2 separate regions of the Homo sapiens genome follow, and region 1 is linked to region 2. A link is an interaction called in ENCODE POLR2A ChIA-PET data of the cell type or tissue named here. Cell type or tissue: MCF 10A. All regions are shown on one strand.

What was found. ChIA-PET counts read pairs that join two places held together with the same protein. Peaks named below come from ENCODE experiments on the same cell type or tissue, not always from the same donor. Only the 100,000 strongest peaks of a DNase experiment are listed, where the experiment ranks them.
Region 1: POLR2A ChIA-PET joins it to region 2 with 11 read pairs; 3 of 35 experiments call an interaction of 5 or more read pairs at or near these places.

What each region holds. Positions count from the first base shown.
Region 1 is chr4:151,537,842-151,545,841 of GRCh38, reverse strand. The region is part of intron 3 of FHIP1A (FHF complex subunit HOOK interacting protein 1A); the gene reads right to left. Among named protein-coding and RNA genes, the nearest start is that of FHIP1A, 130 kb to the right of the region's middle. In MCF 10A, no CTCF peak of the experiment used is centred here; DNase peaks (open chromatin) are centred at 4,281, 4,921 and 7,921.
Region 2 is chr4:151,427,875-151,435,874 of GRCh38, reverse strand. All of the region lies in intron 1 of FHIP1A (FHF complex subunit HOOK interacting protein 1A), which reads right to left. Among named protein-coding and RNA genes, the nearest start is that of FHIP1A, 23 kb to the right of the region's middle. In MCF 10A, no CTCF peak of the experiment used is centred here; no DNase peak of the experiment used is centred here.

The DNA.
Region 1 (8,000 bases), 110 kb before region 2:
TGAAGGTGAGACATTTTTCAAAGCAGGTTTCTTTTTCAATTTTTTTAATAGGGAAATTTTAATTCAAAATAATTCTTATAATCAACTAGTTACATCCTTTGTTCTTTGTTAAGGACAAGAGGAGGGATATAGATAGGTTATTCTGAAAACTAAGAAGGATAAGGAGGCTGGGGGAGGTGGCTCACACCTGTAATCCCAGCACTTTGGGAGGCTGAGGCCGGTGGATCACGAGGTCAGGAGATCGAGACCATCCTGGCTAACATGGTGAAACCCCATCTCTACTAAAAATACAAAAAATTAGCCGGGCGTGGCAGTGGGCACCTGTAGTCCCAGCTACTCGGGAGGCTGAGGCAGGAGAATTGCTTGAACCCGGGAGGCAGAGGTTGCAGTGAGCCGAGATCATGCCATTGCATTCCAGCCTGGGAGATAGAGCGAGACTCTGTCTCAAAAAAAAAAAAAAAAAAAAAAAAAAGAAGGATAAGGAAATATTTTGCCTTGGAAATTTTAGTCAATCTTATTAGCAATATGGGTGGATATGAATTTAACATGTATGTTCTGCCTTGAAACTACTAGTTTTTTATGGCTTAATTAACACAATATCAAAGAAAGATTAAACTGCAAAAAGTCATTGCATTTACTTTTCATTCCACATTATCAATATGTAGAAATATTAATCCATGCTACCCAGACCTTTCTGGGAAACCAACTGCTCTTTTGGAAAATGCAAAAATAGTGAGGGCAGTGAGGACTTCCACACTTTTTGTTTTTAGACAGAGTCCCACTGTGTTGCCCAGGCTGGAGTGCAGTGGCATGATCACAGCTCACTAAAGCTTTGCCCTCCAGGGCTCAAGTGGTCCTCCCACCTCAGCCTCTCCAAGTAGCTTTGCAGGTGCACACTACCACACCTGGCTAATTTTTGTATTTTTTTGTAGATAGGGGGTCTCCCTATGTTACCCAGGCTGGTCTCAAATACCTGGGCTCAAGACAAACTCCTGCCTCAGCCTCCCAACTTCCACACCTCTGAACCTGCAGAGCAAGGCTGTATTAAGATGACAGCTCAGAGAACTGGTTCCAGAGGCAAGATTAAGTCAAGCTGAGCCAGCTTCCATGGATTTCCTTTTCTCAATACCATGGCAGAAGAGGGGAAAGGCCACACAGCCAGACACTGCAACTACCACCTAAACCCATAACCCCTAAGAATCCTATTTCCAAGCACAAAGCACTAAACAGCATCACAGAGTCTGAGGTCTCGGTCTGTGAGGGACAGGCCATATTTCAGGTCCCCATCTTCACACTCCCTCCAGTTGATCTTAAACAGTGGCACCTGGGAAGCTCTAAGCAGGAAAAGGAGAAATTAAATAATGACAAAGTTGGACTGTTTGGTGAGGTTAATCAGTATCCCTGTATCTTAGACCCAAAGTGTTGAAAACATTGATTATTTTGGTATATGGTCATAAGCTGCACCTCCAAGTTTGGGCAGCTATGTCTCACTGTAAGTGAAGCCAGATCGGGGTCAATGGGTTAAGGTAAGTGAAAAACAATGTGACATAGTGAAAACAATCAGAGCTTGAAAACAAGAAACATAATACTTATTCTGCTCCCAACCAGCTATACGAACTTGGACAGTTACTTCACTACTCTGTGTCTCACTTTATCTTCAAAATATGGAGCTTTAGTAAATGATTTTGTCCCGTGTCCTCCAGTTTCTGAATCTTAGAATTCTACAAATCCCACCACATCACTATTGAAAATTAGCCAAATAAGTACTCAGGGAGTACCATGTGCTTATTGCCCTAAGCACTTTGGTTCAACGCAATTTGAGCCATGACACTTGCCCTAGATCATCTATCACGTTAGCAAAGATGCATCAAAATTTTCACAATCAATCAGTGCCTTGAAACACCCTAGAGTTTTCCACTACAGAAGTAATAAATAGATACAACCTACTGAAAGGCAATTTTGCAAACATACCAGAAGTCTTTTTTAAGCCATAATCTTTGATCCATTTAATTGTAGAAATGTTTCTAGTTATAAAAAATTAGAAGGAAACAATATGTCCACTACAGTCTAAATAACAAATTAAATTGTTTGCATTCATTATAATGGTGACTTAGATTATTTAATGACAGGCAAATGCTCACACTATAATATTAAGCAAAAAAAGCAAGATGCAAAATTATATACATGGTATGATAATAATTATGTATAATGTGTGTACGTATAATGCCCTATATTGTGAAAGATATATGTATAATATTTACAAATAAGTTCAGGAACACAGATAACCTGTGAATAGTAGTTATCTCCAGGTGTATTGTATGCTATTCTTTGGTGTCTCCATATTCCAAATTCTCTATTATAGCATTCAATAATTATAATCAAAGAATTTTTTCATATATATACAGGACTGCAGGATACAAAACAATGAAGGCTTTAGCTTTTCTATGCCTATTACATGCATTAGGAGTTCAGAAAGCCATCCCTATGGGCTGGTGGTGAGGGGCTAAGCATACAGTTTTGGAGGGGGTTCACTTTACAGCATGTTTATCATACAAGGAGAATTTAGGTTTACAGTACAGTGCTTAAGAGCACAGACTCTAGAGCTGGATTTCCTAGGTTCAAATCTTAGCCCTGCCACATCTGCTGGATGAGGTTAAGCAAGTCACTCCACCTCTGTGCCTCAGTTTTCTCATCTATAAAATGGGGTACCAGTTCTTTCTTCATGGAGTTATTGTAAGAGCTAAACAAATTCACATAGGAAAGAGTTTCAGAACAGTGTCTATCTGACACATAGTAGCAATACATAAGTGCTAACATAATTATTAGAAGGGCATTTTAGGCAACATAATAACAATAGTAGTTCACCCTTTTGCTAAATTCTTACTGTGTCAGATACATAACACAACTCACACCTCAGAAGTATATGAAGGATGGGCTAGCATTATGCCCAATTTATAGATGAGAAATCTAAGGCACAGAGAGGTTGCCTTCCTGAGGTAAGTGGCTGAACCAGCATTTGATCTCAAGCAAATCTGCTCCCCCATGCTCTTAACCATGGTGCCATGCTGTAGGGAGCGGAAAACAAGCTTATTTCCCCCAGGGAAGACAACTGACTTTTGAGGAGCAGGAACTGCCACTGACAGAGTTCATGGAACCGAGTAATGACAGCCAGGCAAGGGAGTCAGGGGCCAGTTCATGAGGCAACTGGGAGCTCATAAAGAATTCTGAGCATAGTTATTGTAGGACAAAAGAGGGATGTAAGGAAATGAGTCTGGCAGATAAACATGGGATAAGTTGGCATGAGGCAAACGAGGCTGTTGAGAGAGAGAGAGAATACTGCAGGTAAAGCAGGTAGTACAGTGATGAGGGACTAAGCCAGGTGATAGCAAAGAGAATATAGAGTGGGACAAATCAAAACAACTTTGAAGGGAAAATTAAGAGAGCTTACAAATACTTAATACTGGGAATAAAAAAAAGCAGGGGATGTGGAGGGGACAAGTCACATTCCACCAAGGGCTGGACAAAAAAAGTTTCCATGTATTTTGATTTCCTTAAATGTTGTTTTGTGCAATTACTTATTTTTAAAGCATTGTTTAAAAACCTAACCAAGAGCAGCACAAAACAGAGCACCACACACACAACACTGTGTTGTAGAAAAAACTGGGTTCTCGTCACACAACCAGGAAAAGTTAGCCACACACACACTTTGAAGGGTGAAGGGGAACAGAATTTACTGGGCAAAAAAGAAAAAAAAGAAAACCTCTCAACAAAGTGAGAGAGGTTCCTCTTAACAGGAAAGGAGAGGCCAGGCTCCTCCCCACTGCAAATGGTGTGAACTTCCCAAGGCTCCAACCCATCCTCCCAGTGCACAGGCCAGTCAGAGATTCTCCAGGGACCCCTTTTTACTTGGCTGTCTCAATTGTACTCTGCATAAGCAATGCTTGATGACCGAAAAGGCGTACTGTAGTAAGTGACAAAAGTGTAATTAGCAAGGAATCATGGAGCATGAACATCTATTGTGTAAAGGAGCAACTATTTACAAAATCAAGATAAAAGAACCCACTAATGGCTACTACCGACAGAGCCCAGGTCTGATAACATCTCCCAGCATAAAGGCACACTGATTTACCCCTTGTTTTAAAGAAGCAGCCAGAGCTTGCCAACAAAAATATGTGATTGATCTAATTAGCTCACTGAACTGAGGAAAACAGTGTGCCAAAATCATGTGTACTCACAGATTACTCCTTCCAGGACAAAGCAGTGTTGCATAAAAGCCTATCCTTCAACTTAAACGTCACACTCATTAAAAGGGACGAAACCCAGCAGTACTTGGCATGCAGGAGCTTAATGAATATTATTGGATGTTGATGACACAGACATGAGTCTCAAAAGAATGAGCTCTCGTGATGGAAAAGAGAAAGAAACATAAAGGACTGTAAAAATGTATATGCAGTGGCTAAACTCCAATTACCAGCTCAGGCCAGGCAATTTTACTCCATTATGCCTGCATTAACATTCCCACTCTCAACTTAATGCTTTATTAACCTAACTGATAATGTCCCTCTTCACTCAGGGTTATTAGCAAATACAAGTCTGTTGAGACTGGCAAACCAGTTCATTCATTCAACAAATATTCCTGGGTACTTACCATCACAGGTAATAAACAATGATCTCTAGTCTTTTTGTTACTAATGCAAGAGAGGGTCTAAAAACTAGTGTAGCATATCTTAAAAAAAGTCCTTAATGGGAAGAGATGAACACCCTAGAGAAAAGTAACAACACTAGCTTCATCAAGTAGTCTGCTGATGACTCACTGGTTAGCTTTAGGAGGTACGTACATACTCAAAAAGCACGAGGATATTATTCTACTGTGTCTCACTCATGGACTGGAGCCAAAGTCAAGATAAGGAAAATTTTTATGTAGTTGTTTATCCAAGTTGTCTTGTCTGTTCTACCTTCAACATCACTGCCTCGGGGGAACATTGGACCAGGAAGCCATAGAAGCTCATGCTCCTGGAGCCCTGAGAAGTCTGGGAATAACCTAAGCAGCAAAGCAGCTGCCTGACTCAGGAGAGCAAAACACACCCAGAAAATACAATGGGAGCAGAACAAAGATTTGGCCATATAAGCTGACTGTTAATATTTTTTATTTTCTAAACTTATTTTTACCACTAGGATTTTATATAAGAAACTCTTTATCAGTTCATGTCTGAAGTAAGGATAGTTTATTATACCCAATTTTACTGCTGTAGAGTATTCTGAACACCTTTGAGCTTAAAAATGAATCACTTTATATTGAATAAGCACCACTTAATGAGAAATTTTTCACAGGAAGATAAAATGTCGATTTTACCATTTTATGAAATGTATACTTACTTATATTTAAGTATTTGAAAAGCTAAAACTAGGTAGAACTAAGGTATAAAGTGAAAGGATCAAACTTAAAAAAATATATGAGGTATTTCTGGATAGTCCGCTTTTGAAAGCACTGTTTTCTGTAAAAAGAGATCCTCTTCCCAAGTTGGCTGCAGGCTAGTCTTGGTCAACTACTCTATTTTATTAGCAATATAGCTCTGTGGGATGGAACTACAGAAACTCTATTGCAACTGGGATGATGGTTTGTAGATTAAGAGAAAATACCATTTAAGGTACATAATCATTTTAAAAAATGACACATATGTTCCTATCTTAAATATTTAATCATGAAACTTAAAAAAGCAAATTTATTTGCCAGCATTTTCACATAGGCCAAGGCTATTTCTTTAAGTACAGGTCTGCTGATTGAAGGTCAAAGTTGTCTTTCTTGCATAAACCTAACTTCCCATTTAGGTTACTTGAAGTTGAGAAGAACCTCAGTATGAATCAATTCAGTGCAGAATCCTTCCATATTTTAAACATCTTTGCCAATCATTTAGAGTTCTCTCTTCCACATCCAATTTGACACCAATATCTTATGGCAAGTTGCCTTTAGTCTTTCCAATTAATTCAACTTCATCAAAATAAACAATTTCCTTTTCACACACATATTTCATCAGTATACTTGTTATTTAATGAAACTATGTAATTACTGTAACAATGCACACAACTCAGCAGTGGGAGGAAATGTTTGGAACCTTGAGCACACATGGGAAATAGCCTACCAGACAGGGCACTCAGCAGGGAGTGGGCATGAGAGTCAATGTACTTTCCAGAGAGAATGGAAAGCACTGGTAAACCAGGGAACCACATAGATTGGTTAAGAGAACGTCCACTGTATTTTTTTTTTTTTTTTTTTTTTTTAGACAGAGTCTCCCTCTGCCACCCAGGCTGGAGTGCAATGGTGAGATCTCAGCTCACTGCAACCTCCGCCTCCCAGTTTCAAGCTATTCTCCCGCCCCAGCCTTCCTAATAGCTGGGATTAGAGGCACCCACCATCATGCCCGGCTAATTTTTTATTTTCACCACGTTGGCCAGGCTAGTCTTGAACTCCTGACCTCAGATGATCCACCTGCCTCAGCCTCCCAAAGCGCTGGGATTACAGGTGTGAGCCACTGTGCCTGGCCACGTCTACTGTACTATAAAAAGAAGTCAGTTGTATTCTCAAAAGCTAGTCTCTAACTTAAAACAGTAACTTTAATCATGGTTATTCTTGCTTAAAAAAGTATCAGTTAAGTCTCTCAGAGAGGGAATATCTGTGGCTTTCTGCCACATCCTTTGGGGGAGAAGTGCTACAGAGTCATCGTTTTTGAAAAAGGAAGCATATACTGCTATCTATATAGCCTAAGGTTATCCCCAGAGTTTAATTTGCAATATTTACACTGGACAATAATCCCTAATAGAACGGCTGGTAGAAAAAATACTGGCCTTGAGCAGCACACTTACAAGAAAATTGACAAAGAGATTTGCAAATTTATATTCTCCCTCCCAACCTCACCTAAAGACACTGCTCCATACCTATGTAAAACTATTACAAATTGGCAGCCAGAATACTGAATCCAGCCCACAGATTTATGTTTTATTTTCATCTGGAGACCTTTGAATATAACATTCATGCTCTAGTTTGTCATAGAACTCATCACATTCTATGGTCTCACATCCGCCTGACCCCAGTGTGCATGCCACTGAGCCAGCTAGATACACAGTTCCGCCATAACTTGACTCTGTATAGAAAGTTTGGTTAGTTTCTGGCAACACCAGAAGTGTTCTTAGAGAGGAGGTATGCGCTTTTGCAGAAGTACCCAACCACATCTCTAAAGAAAGACTAGAGAGCTCACTTACCATGGAGAAATAGTAATGGCTCAAGGTAACTATTCAAAAACTTTAGCATTCCTAAGAACCATGTGGGAATCTTTCTGAAATGCAATTCCTAGGGCCCTATCCCTTCAGATTCTGATTTGGAAGGTCTGGGAATGGAAATCCAGGAATCTGCATTTTAAAAAGTACTTCAGGTGACAGGACAGATGCAAGAGGTGAAATAATAAAAATGTTAACAACTATGAGCAGTTACCAGGCCCTATACCAAGCACTTTACATGTAACAACTTAATCCTGGAACAACGCTATAAAATGGGTACTATTATTATTATCCTCATTCTACAACTGAAGAAATTGATGAAAGGAGAGATTAAGAAACATGCCTGTGCTTATACAACTAGTAAGGGGAAGAGCCAGGATGAAAAACCAGGCCATGAGGTTAAAGAGTTCACCCTCAACCATCTCCTTATACTCCACTACTACTATGGTCTAAGGGAACGTTCTCAACATGAAATACAAACCCCTCAAAGTTTGCTGCTTCTGACTCAGTTAAAGTCATTTATCCCTTACCCATGAATCCCCACTGTCACATTCACCACCATCCTTCCTGGTCAGGATGAAGAGTTCTTTTACATGTTACAATTACAGAAATTGTGGAAGAATTGGCAAAAGAGGCTATGACTGGGATGAATGCCAAGACTCAGATGCCCCTATTCTGAAGCAGGATTGCAACATTTCAGAAAAGCTCTGACAGCCTGAAATAAAAGA
Region 2 (8,000 bases):
AAAACAAAATTCCAAAAAATCTTACTTGATATTCATATGATTCTACAAAGATTTTTTATACCATTTAGAATTTTTTTTTTTTTTTTTTTTGACACAGAGTTTCACTCTGTCACCCAGGCTGGAGTGCAATGGCACAATCTCGGCTCACTGTAACCTCAGCCTCCTGGGTTCAAGCGATTCTCCTGCTTCAGCCTCCCGAGTAGCTGGGATTATAGGCATGTGCCACCACACCTGGCTAATTTTTGTATTTTTAGTAGAGATGGGGTTTCCCCATGTTGGCCAGGCTGGTCCTGAACTCCTGACCTCAGGTGATCCAGCCGCCTCAGCCTCCCAAAGTGCTGGGATTACAGGTGTGAACCACCACACCCAAACCCATTTAGATTTATACCAACGCAGGTTTAGGAAAATTTTTTACTGGAGGTTAAATAGGGCAAATCCAGTCATCACAGATACCCCTTTAATTATTTGATAATTTTAATTTAAAAGATTTTTATTTATAAGATTTATATACCACATGTTCTCACTCAGGTGGGAGCTTAAAAAGTGAATCTCATGAGGTAGAGAGTTGATTCGTAGTTACCAGAGGCTGAGAGAGGGTGGAGGGAGGAGAGAATGAAGAGAAGTTGGTTAATGAGTAGGAAAATAGTTAGCTAAAAGGAGTAAGTTCCAGTGTTCCACAGCACAGTAAGGTGACTATAGGACTATAGTTAGCAACAATGTATTGTATAGTTCAAAATAGCAAGACTAGAAGAATTGGAATGTTCCCAACATAAAGAAAAGATAAATGTTTGAGGTTATAAATATCCCAATTACTCCAATTTAATCATTATATATTGTATGCATGTATCAAAATATCACATTACCCCCAAAATACCTAAAACTATTACATATCAATTTTTTTAAAAGATGTGTGTCATAAAGGAGTCCAATTCCTCATCTGGCCACCAAGAGCAAGGGTTTCCTTGCATAGTGTGAAAAAGAAAAGATATTTTCTTAGACAACAGAATCAAGGAATGATTGGCAGTAGGAGGTCAATTCTTTTTACCTAACCAGTGACCTACTCATTACTCAATAGTAAACAACCAACTAATACTACACAGTGTTCTGAGGCAAGATCTGCATACACTGATTGGAACTAAAATCATTACCAGATTAGATCAGCTCAAATTCCAATGATTAGTCCCATGTCACTAATAATATAAACTCCAAGTTTCCAAATGAGCCAACTGGTAACATTTATGAATGACTGGGGAAAAAAAATCCAATTCTTACTGCAATGATTCATACACCTGGGAATGAATAATTGACCAAGAGGCAGAGTTAACTGGAGTCAATGTGAAAATATTTACTCCTGAATTTGGCTCTCCCTGTTATATCATTTTTCACATAGTTTTACACTCTGTGATTATATGTACCACTTGCCTAAAGCTATCAAAGAAAAGTTTCATAGAAAAGAAAAAATATGTAAATTTAGAATATGCTGAGTCCTTATATTTATATACTGATCTATAACAGTCTAAGAATATCTCATTCATATAGTAAGTAACATAGTGACATTATTTATTAATTCCCATCTAATCCTACAAAGAATTTGAGATAGCTTATGAGAAATGCATATGTTAAAAAAGAAAACTAGGACTTACAGCCAAAGAGTATAAATTAGGGTAGTAAATGAAGAATGTGGCCAGGATAAAAGAAAATGGAATAGAATTCAAAATGGAGACCATGAAGTCTTACACAGTAACTACAGTTCAACAGGGAATTTGATTTTGTGCTTTATAGCAGCAAAGGTGAAAACGTAAACATGATTAGTTATATAATTTTCCATCGGGAACAAACATTTGCACTTCTTCAGGGAAGCAAAGTTCTTTCCTATCACTTACTATGAAAAAGTTGCTCTTCGAAACACTGAAAGATATGACGGAAAAATCTCCCAACAGCATCCCTATAGCAAAAAAGGGCATAGAGCTGTTTTATATGCTGTCCCTAATTAAATCTGAACTTTGCAATAGAATCAAGATAATATGGCCCAGGCATGCAATTTTTCAAGAGACATAGTAGATTGAGCAAGAGATTCTAAAGGGCTACGAGTCTAATAGTGTAGTTTGATTCAGAGATTATCAGCAGTGAAGTACAAAAACAAAAATAAAAATAGCCAAAACTGTGATGTTTCTAAGTTTCCACCTCACCTCCCTTCTCTCTTTGAGCAAGTTCCTGGCCACCGTCATCTATCTCACAGCCTCCACTCCCATGCCCTTAGTTAACACCTCTTCTAACTCAGAGCTAAAATCCCATTTTCATTTATTTATCTGATACTCATACTTCAATGTCTCACCAGCGCCATTAACTCCGCAAGTTTCAAACTAATCTAAGTAGTCTGTCCTCCTAAATCTATTTTTTTTCTGCCATCCCAAGTTTGTCACAGAAATCCCATCTTCCCAGTCATCTGGGCTTACATTCCTGGAGTCACACTCTTCCCCTTCTTCTCCCTAACTTTCCACATCTCATCAGTAGACTGCCTTACTATTCCTACCTCCACAGGGACCCATCACATTTTCTCTAGCCCCAGGGTCACCATCCTAGATCAGAACGCCATTACCTACGGGCCTTCACAGTAGCCTCCTCAATACTCTCTCAGCCACCTCTCTCCCCATTCCAACTTATCTTATATACTGCTGTAAGAATAATATTCCTAAGGCTGTGACTGTGTCAGTTTAGTCAAAAACCTTCATCGCATTTCCTCTGCTCACCTGAAGCAAGCTGGTATTTCAGGCCTAACCCGAAAGGCTTTCTCCCTCACACACACACTTGAACTTGCCAAAAGTCTAACTACTCCCAAAATAAGCTGTATCTTTCCATTTTTGCTCATTAGTAATACAACCATACAATACCCTTCCCTTCATCTCTGCATGTTAAAAGACCAGGTTTAAATGGTACCTCACCCAGGAAGCACTTTCTAGTCCTCTCAGCAAAAAGTAAGCACTTCCTCCTCTCTCCCTCCCCCTGCACTTGACTAGGGCTGTAATTCCAGAGAGTAATCATCACATCTTATCAATCTCTCTCCTGTCTAGCCTAGACTTCTGACTGCTTCAACCTTACCATCCTAAACACACTTCTGATCCTGTCAGCACAGTGCCTAGTCATCCCTCAGTTTCCTCATGAGGATATGCAAGGCTCTCCACAGTTGGATTTACCCAGCACACTTTGTTCATACATTGATCACTGCACAAATGGAATCACACTGGAGTTACAAGTCCATCTCCTCCAGAGCAAAGACCAAGTCTTAACTAATTTTTGCAATCTAATACAGCCACCCAGTCACTCTCTGCAGACCATCTGACTTTAATTCTCTGAAGAGCAGGTCTTTTCCTGCTTACATATTTATTGTCTGTCTCTTCCTCACTCACCCAATGAGAATAGGAACCTTGCTTGCTTTGTTCACAACTATATTCTCAGCACCTAGAACAGTGCCTGGCACACAGCAGATCATCAAAAGTTCAGGATGAATTCATGAATTCATGACTAGATGAATGATTCCTAGTGTCTACCTCAGTCCTAGCACAACATAGGTGCCAAGTAAATATTTGCTCAATGAATGAATCTTGTCTTATACGAAAGTTATTTTCACACATATTTTAAAAGCTCTGTGAGTTGGTGATCTTGATAACCTGTCTGGCACCTAACATAATGCTTTACACATACTAGGCCCTTGACAAATTTCTATTAAATTGGATTGCTAGTTCAATAAAGGCTCAAGTAATTTACTAACTTATCTTCCAAATCTGAATTTGTCTCATATTTTCAATAAAGAGGAGTTGCATTATTTCTTATGGCACATAATGCCTCTCTTCCAGAGGAAAGGCTGTACTACAGAGTAGTTAAGGTCACCAGCTTTGCTTTAGAGATCTGGATTCAGAACCCAGCTCTGTCACTGGTTACCCATATGACTTTGGGCAACTATTTAATCTCTCTTCACTTCAGCTTCCTCCTTAAAAGATTAGTAAACCTGCCATACAAAGCAGCCAATTTCCTTCACAGCTAAATGATCCATCCTGAATCCTTTATTATCCTTTCTTTAACCAGTTTTAAATTGTTCAACTCATGTCAGAATATTTCAATACATTTTGCTTGAACTTGAATGGGTCATTATTTAAAATAGTAGGGGATTATGTTTAGAAAGTATTAATTCTCATTAACTTTTCATGACCTTACAGCATTGCAGTGCTCATCCAGTGAACACAAGTGACTTTAGAACATTACTGCCCTCATACCTAAGACTTCCTGAAGCCACAGCAAAATAATTTCCCAAAGTGGCACTATCTCACACAGAAAAGTAATTCTCTTTCCCTTAACACTTGACACAGGAAATGGCACGACAGTCAGGTAAGTGATAAGAACATGAACTGTACCTATTAAATACATTACAAAATAACATGACCCCAGCTTAAGAATGATTTTTTTAAAAACAATAATAATAAGGGGCTTAATGCAAATGTAAGCGCATCATCTCAGTCAAAATGCATTTGACATTATTCAAATCCCTCTGGGGGACAATTGCATTTGGAGGTAGGGAGTGGCGGGCCAGGGCTCACAAGGATTAACTCACTGATTCAGGTTAGAGCTTGCGACTCAACCACAGTCAGGATTGACTGAGATTCACACAGATGGGCAGAAAACATAGTGAGTCTCCTGCACAAACACTGAAAGGCCTTTTCCACCAGGCTTATTTACCAAAAAAGCAGTGGCCTGCTAAAGAAGATATTTATCCTAGAAGCAGTCTTTAAAAGATCAAATTCAAAAGATGGTTCTCTCACAAATCTTATTATTGCTAGGCACAAAAAAATGTATTTGCATAAGTAAATATAGTCAGCACTGAAGCAGTATGAAAATGTAAGCTTTTACTGGCAAGTAGTCAACAAAACAAAAAGCAAATGAAAGCTAAACCTCTGTTGCTCAGGTGCAAACAAGAATACTAGAATAAAAGGTCAATAGAACTTTTGTTACTGCCCGTGTAAACTAAGGCTTCCTACCAAAATGTTAGGCTTACAGAGCCGTCTACTATACTGAAAGCATCGTATCATGTTGATTTGAGTGCATTTTCTCAAAGGTAAGCAAGTGAAAAGTATAGTCCTGAGGGTCAGCTGAATGGAGCTGTGACAAATATCCTGCTGGAAGGTAATCTTCAATAGCTGCTGTTATCAGTTCAGTATATCCAAAAGTGTTCCCACAGATTAAAAGGCAAAGACATATATGTGTTATTTTAGACTCAATTACTCCTACTTAAAATCAATGCCAATTTAAGCTATTGGAGAAAGGTATAACACACAGTAAATTTCTTCCAAAATCAGAAAGTAAAAGGGCAGTACCTAGTACAAAAAAGGATAAGTGCTGGCAGCTAAGTCAATGAAAATATTGAATAAATAATCTTGAATAGTAGAACTTGGCAAGAATCCCTGATGCTTTTCAATGAAAGAATGTGGTCCCAGTTCTGTGATCTTTCACACTAACAGGGACTGTTCTTAAGCATAGAACTCAACACCTGGGAATGTAAGGCACTTTATAAGTGTTAACTCAACTCCCTGTTACATTCCTTTCTAGTAAAAAACAAATTCTGCAAGATTTATTTCGACCATGGAGGATGAAAAGCACAAAGATGAAGTGAATGACTTAAGAAGGTAAAACACATCCCTCCACCTCATAACCAGAAGCAAAACTGAAACATCCTTACTTCATGAAGAGAGGCTTTGTGAAAGATTTTAACAGAAACAGCAAAACCCACACATCCAGAGGAGCATTAGCCTCTTCAAAGACAACACACTTCTTATTATAAAAATGCCCACCAATGCTCTAAACATTTTAGGAACAATTCTTTTAGGACTGCCTTCATGCATATAACATTCCTTTGAAATTTTCAACTGTGGCAAATTTGGTTATTTGAAAGTGGAATTTGGTATCTGTAAGCTGGAAAGTACATTTAGAAAATGAAGAGAATCATCAAACTGATTTTTTTTTTTTTTTTTTTTTTTGAGATAGAGTCTCACTCTGTCGCCCAGGCTGGAGTGCAGTGGTGCGATCTCGGCTCATTGCAACCTCCGCCTCCCGTATTCAAGCAATTCTCATGCCTCAGACTCCTGAACTGCTGGGACCACAGGCACATGCCACTACACCTGGCTAATTTTTGTATTTTTAGTAGAGACACAGTTTCGCCATATTGGCCAGGCTGGTCTCCAACTCCTGGCCCCAAGTGATCCACCCACCTTGGCCTCCCAAAGTGTCAGGATTACAGGCATGAGCCACCGTGGATATTATTTTTAATCAAAAGGATAAGTGCTTTCATCCTTTATGTGGCTTGTAAACTACTTCTAAAGACAATTCTTTAGAGTTGCTCCAAAATTCCTTTCTAACAACAGCAGCTATGAAATAAGGAGGTAACCTCCCTAGATGATTTCTTTGAAGGGCACGTTTCACTTTTTACAATGTCTTTGGTATTGGTATTGTGTGTGCGCTTAATTAACTAGATGATGGCCATATCTAATTCCATTCTTTCATGTTATTCATTCATTCAACAAATATTTATGGTGTACCTAATCTGTACTAGGTACTGAGCTAAGTGTTGGGGAAACAATGGTGAACAAAAACAGGCGAACTGCCTGCCTTCATGAAGTGTACAGCCAGGTGGGAAAACAATTTATGTAAGCATATAAATTATAACCAGTAAGTCTAATGGGAAAAAAAGATACATAGTGATGTAAATGCCTATAATAGTGAGACCCAAACACTATGAACAAAACAAAACAGGCGAACTGCCTGCCTTCATGAAGTGTACAGCCAGGTGGGAAAACAATTTATGTAAGCATATAAATTATAACCAGTAAGTCCAATGGGAAAAAAAGATACATAGTGATGTAAATGCCTATAATAGTGAGACCCAACTAGGGTAAAGACTTCCCTAAGGAAATGGAGCCTGAGCTAAAGATAAATAGGAGTTAACTAAGCCAAGGTGGCTGAGGTGGAGATGTATAAAGATGATGTGGGAGGGGGAGGAATGGTGTTCCAAGTATGGTCAACAGTGTGTGCAAAGGCTCTGCAACTTTTTAAAAGAGAAAAACACATTAAAAGAAATGAAAGAACGACAGTGGTCCTCAAGTATTGAGAGTTAGTGAGAGAGTATCATGAGATGAGACTGGAAAGACAGTTGGGGAGCCTTGCACGTATTAAGGATCTTTATTTACCCTTACAGTGATTAAACAAAAAAGCCCCAAAAGGATTTTAAAATGGGAAGGAGGGTGCTGGAGGGAGAATGACATGATGAAATCTACATTGTTTAAATATTACTAAGGGTGAGGTAGAAGAGAGTGGCCTGGGGAGAAGCAGGAAGACCAGTTAAGAGACGAATGTAGTAACACAGAAGAGAAGGTAGTATTAGTAAAGATGGAGAGAAATGAATGAATTTGAGCAATATTAAGGATATAAAATCAGTTTCATTATTTACTTAGAGATAATGCTTTGGTTTTGCCAAAGAGTTCCTTAATTATTTGCAAACTGAAAACCATCATACAAATGTTAGGGTTCTTTTTCAATCAGCCTTCCGCATCATATTTATGGTATTTCTAAAGCATATTTTTGACAAAAATGAAAAAGCAGCAAAGAGAAAAATGAAACTCAAGATGTATCTCATTTTATGTAAAAATGTGTGTTCCTGAAAAATTGTGTTATACCTGGGCAATAAAACAACATATACCTTCAGAAATATTCCTGAATAAACATTACTTCTTTGCACAAAAGCATATACTATAAAATGCAAAACAGATTACCATGATACTATATCAAGTGAAATACAAACCACTATCTTGATTATTTCCATACATCATTTCTCCTTTATTATAGGGTACATAAATTGGGTGATTTTATAACTCTAAAAGGATGGCATGGCTCAGAAATTTAATAATCACCATCGAGTTTCATAATAAACCATTTAGTAAGCAACTGGAATGCCCAAG